Regions from separate parts of the Homo sapiens genome. Here region 1 is linked to region 2. Evidence: chromatin loops called from intact Hi-C (ENCODE). Cell type or tissue: endothelial cell of umbilical vein. All regions are shown on one strand.

Evidence for each region. Hi-C counts contacts between places; a loop is a spot of excess contacts. Peaks named below come from ENCODE experiments on the same cell type or tissue, not always from the same donor. Only the 100,000 strongest peaks of a DNase experiment are listed, where the experiment ranks them.
Region 1: a loop joins it to region 2, with 5 times the contacts of the local background. A loop is called at or near these places in 2 of 110 quality-filtered maps.

What each region holds. Positions count from the first base shown.
Region 1 is chr13:28,675,973-28,678,472 of GRCh38, forward strand. POMP (proteasome maturation protein) reads left to right here. Exons shown (of 6, transcript NM_015932.6): 6 at 2,063-2,500. The coding sequence ends at 2,130. Among named protein-coding and RNA genes, the nearest start is that of POMP, 18 kb to the left of the region's middle. In endothelial cell of umbilical vein, no CTCF peak of the experiment used is centred here; no DNase peak of the experiment used is centred here.
Region 2 is chr13:28,312,392-28,314,891 of GRCh38, forward strand. The region is part of intron 25 of FLT1 (fms related receptor tyrosine kinase 1); the gene reads right to left. LOC124903141 (a long non-coding RNA gene) reads left to right here and starts at 370. Exons shown (of 3, transcript XR_007063736.1): 1 at 370-456; 2 at 1,216-1,389. In endothelial cell of umbilical vein, a CTCF peak has its summit at 1,393 (motif pointing right); a DNase peak (open chromatin) is centred at 1,410.

The DNA.
Region 1 (2,500 bases), 360 kb after region 2:
CCAGTTACCTCCCTACAGGGCCACCTTCCGCACTGGGAATCACATGGCTTTGTTTTTTTTCTCTCTCTGTCACCCAGGCTGGAGTGCAGTGGCGCGATCTCTGCTCACTGCAAGCTCTGCCTCCCGGGTTCAAGCGATTCTCCTGCCTCAGACTCCTGAGTAGCTGGGACTACAGGCGCCCACCACCACGCCTGGCTAATTTTTTGTATTTTTACTAGAGATGGGGTTTCACCGTGTTAGCCAGGATGGTCTCGATCTCCTGACCTCGTGATCTGCCCACCTCGGCCTTCCAAAGTGCTGGGATTACAAGCGTGGGCCACCGCGCCTGGCCGGGAATCACATTTCCAACATGAGATTTGGAGGGGACAAACATCCAAACCATATCAACTACCTAATCTAAAGTAATCCCCGCTCTGTCACCCTGCCTTATATTAATTCTTTACATAACACTTATGTGATATTTTTCTTATTTATTATTTGTCCAACTTAAATATACGTGTCAGGAGAGCTGGAGATTTTTTTCTTGTTAACAGTTGTGTTCCCAGTACCTGATAGGGGGCTTGATCCATAGTTAAGGGTCATGTTGATCACATTCTTATCACCTTTGACACAAAACACAGTGTTAAGTCTATAATCAGAGAGTAGCTTGTTAATCTAAATACTGTGTAAAGACTGTGACAGTATTGGAGATGATGACTTTTTTGCCTGCTTATCAGTGAAGTACTTAGGCAAGTTAATTCTGTACATTTTACAAGATTAAGAAGGACGTATAAGGACACTAGTAGAATCAAAAATAGACTTTTTCTTAATGCTGGAAGGGGACTTTCATGTACTCTAATCCCCTAACTGGAAGATGAGTAAATGGAAGCTCACAGAGGCTCAGTCCTCACTCAGAGTCTCACGGCGAGCTTGTGGTACAACAGATGCAAAACCCGTCTCCACCAGTGCCTTGCTTACATGATATGCTGTCTTTTGGTGCAAGTGATTTATTTAATAAATGCATTTTATTAAAGAAGCTTTAAAAAGCAGGGTGTGGAGAAAAGTTTAGTTACATAAATGAGTATATTCTTTGTGCAAAAATTTGAAATATTACCATTGAAACTCAGATTTGCTGTAGTGACCCTCAATCCCATTTTTCTCGTTCCCTAATTACCGGCTGTTTTAGTTTGGTTTAGTCTGTCCTTCCAGACTGTTCTGCGTGTCTTTCTATGTAGTCAAAAATATTGCCTTTTTTTTTTTTAAGTTGAGGTTTTGAGTGCCTTTTATATACACAGCAGTTTATTAATCTCCAGTCTCTTAGGAGGTCCAGTGAGGAAACATCCACATTGTACTGAACTGTTCCTCTTGGTAGCCACCATTATTATGTGCAGGGTTATTCATTTTTACAAAGTGATTTTACGATTTAGTTCATTAGGTTTTTATTCTGTTTCTAGTCCTATGTTGAGTAGAGGACAAAGAAAAAGTCTCTGTCTTTAGGAAGCTTATGCTTGGTATTAATTTTAAAAGTTCTTTTAGGTGTATAATCACAGTTAAAATAAGGCTTTTGTCTGACTCATCTGTAAACACAAAAGTGATGATTTTTAAAGGTTTTCTTTCTTAAGAATTCTTACGTTTGTGTGGATACAACAGGTCAGAAGACAATACAGATAAAACATTTTTGTGAATTAAGAGATTGTTTCCCGTCCTGTGGGAAGCCACTAGAAAACTTAAGAACTTTGAAAAAAAAACTTTTGTCAATCTGTTTTTTCTTTTTAAATCCACTATTTTGAGATATTATTGACATACAATAAAGTACACCTATTTTTAAGTGTACAGTTCTGTGGGTTTTAATTAACATGGAACCTGGTCTCCTAAACAGAGGAGTAGAATGTTTTCATTGCCTCACAAAGTTCCCTTGGTCCCTTTTCAGTCAGTCACCCCACCCCAGCCCCAGGCAATCACTGGTTTGTTTTCTATAACTTTAGGTTAGTTTTGACTCTTCTGGATTCTTATGTAAGCAGAATCATTGAATGTATCTCTTTTTTGAGAGTCTTTTAAAATGTTTGTTTTTGTTTGCTTTCAGATCCATCACAAAGCGAAGTCATGGGAGAGCCACACTTGATGGTGGAATATAAACTTGGTTTACTGTAATAGTGTGCTGTTCATGGAAACCGAGGGCTGCATCTTGTTTATAGTCATCTTTGTACTGTAATTTGATGTACACAACATTAAAAGTACTGACACCTGAGAATTTCTGCTCAAGTAGTATCAGTGATCATTTAAAATTTGGAGGGGTCTTTGGTTTACAGCCATGTGACAATTAAAAGCACTAAAGGGAGATCATGTTAAAGCTCTTAATTTATATTAAAACAGTAGCCTTTGTCTTTAAAAAAGTTGTTGCTCATGAATATTATAAAATGATCTACAGGTTTCAATTCAACCTGTTTCTAGGTTTTTTTGTAAATTTAGTTTTGATTAAGCATTATAAGCATTTGAGTCTATAAACTTTATAGTAGCATCT
Region 2 (2,500 bases):
CTGAGTTCTGTGAATGAAACACAGCAATTCGGAAAGGAAACCCCACCGCTCACTGCAGTTCAATGTGAAGTGGAGTACTCCTCCCCACACTTACAGAAGTAGGACGATGTCCTTAAAGTTAAAAAAAAAAAAAGTCATACAGCCATAAATATCAATGGCTGAATAGTTTGTAGTACTTATTTCATTCTCGAGTTGTAACAAAGGTTGGTTTGAGCTGGCTTCTTAAAAAGCATGTGGCATTTCCAAGTCCTCACACCTCCCTTTATGGGCTCAGCAGTGGAGACTGGTGGGGAAGGTCCTGCGTACATGACTTTGTCACTTCCAGAAGGTGAAGCCCACAGTGTGGAGTTTCCGGGGCTGTGAGCAAGGTTCCTGTGTGTAGCTGATCATTCTCCCCCAGCACTGCAAAGCCGCTGTTACAAACTGGCCTCCCACCACTCAAGGCACACAGCACAGGTTGGGCTCCTGGATAATGAAAACATTTGTCTTAATAGCACAGAGGTCAAATCTTGTCCTGGGATTCCAATGTCAACAGACTCCTCTGTGATTCTTCTCTTACATTTTATTTTTATTTTTATTTTTATTTTTATTTTTATTTTTATTTTGATGCAGAGTCTCACTCTGTCATCCAGGCTGGAGTGCAGTGCCATGATCTCAGCTTACTGCAACCTCCGGCTCCCAGGTTCAAGCGATCCTCCTGCCTTAGCCTCCTGAGTAGCTGGGATCACAGGCACCCACCACCACACCTGGTTAATTTTTGTATTTTTAGTAGAGATGGGGTTTTATCATGTTTTCCAGGCTGGTCTCGAACTCCTGGCCTCAATTGATTCACCAGCCTCGGCCTCCCAAAGTTCTGGGATTACAGGCGTGAGCCACTGCGCCCGGCCTCTTCTTTACATTTTAGATGTAAAGGTATCAGGCTCCTCTCTTGGTCATGTCTGCACGGAATCGAGGTCTGTACCTACCGCCCTCTCTGAAAAACACAGGCCAGAGGTCCATACACACACTGCATTAAGAATTGATTCTTCTTGAACCTTGTGCTCTTCAAGGGATGTTTATTATATGTTAACTCTTCTCTCAGAAGATGGTCTGGATGAGAAGGGACTCTGACTTACACTCAAACCTGAATGGGCTCCGAATTTGGCTCTGGGTGGGAATTGGGCTGTAAGCACTATGTGGGCTGGGCCTCATTTCCACACCTCTCGCCTACCACAGGGCAATAAATATCTGCTAAAAGAAGTCAGACTGGTCTCCGGGAAGAGATAACTCTGCTCCTTCTGTGAATTCTTCAGCTGTACTGCAGACATTACTTGTGCTGGGAGATGGCGGTTGCTGGGGAAAAAACCTGAGAAACCCTAGTTCATATCCTCCCTCTGACACTTCTTAGAGGTATGCCTTTAGGGGGCGCCAATGGCTCCAGATATCTCTTAAGTATATTTCTATTTTGTTTCAAAGTATATGAGGTGGCTGCCAAAGGCAGTAAGAATACAGGGAGGTAAAAAAAAAAAAAAAAAAAAAGAAGAATCCGGGTGTGGTGGCTCACACCTGTAGTCCCAATGCTTTGGGAGGCCATGGTGGGACAATCGTTTGAGGTCAGGAGTTCAAGATCGTCCTGGACAACATAGTGAGACTTTATCTCCACAAAAAAATACAAGAATTAGTCAAGCATGGTGATGCATGCCTGTAGTCCCTGTAGTACAGGAGGCTGAGGCGGGAGGATCACTTGAGCCTGGGAGGTTGAGGCTGGGCTCCAAAGAGAGGCCTTCAGGCAGAGGCTCTGGGCTCGTCTCCTCCTGCACCATCGTCTCCCCACAGGATCAAGCTGCTGTCTGGGAGATGCACCATCCTGAGCAGGACACTCCCTAGTTTCCCTGCTGACACTCGTAAACGGAACCATCTACAACCACTTGCTGTTTGTTACTTTTGACTCTTGGATTCCGATTTCTAGTTTCCACTCTTCTTGCCTAAAATCCAATGCAAATCATCTCAGCAAACATCAAATGAAAAGAAAAAAAAAATAAAAAAATTCATTGCTTATTCCCTTATTGAAAGACATCTGATTCAACAGTATCTGGGCCAGGAACCAACAACTCAATGTTACAAGATTTTGTACCACTAAGTAAATGGGTTTAGTAAAGTTATGAGACATTAGCTTGCATCCAAGCTGGGGATGAGGGGCCCCCAGAAAGTTTTCTTTCCAAGCTATCACCCAAGTTCCCAAATACACACCGCTTTAGGCCAAGTTCAGATCACAGAATCCCAGTTCTGAGAAGCTGCACTTGGTCCTCACCCAGCCCTTCCTACTGTTAGAACAAACAAGAAGGAAATTACTCCATCAGCTTTCACATGCTGGAGAAAATGGCTGAAGGTTTGAAGTCTGGCCTTCTGAGGAAATATTTCACAGAGCTTCTTACTTTTTAAAATTTCTAAAATCTCTCCCTCCTCAGAATTAAGGAACCATACCACTCTCTCTAGGTCACCTGAGGCACGGGAGCTACCT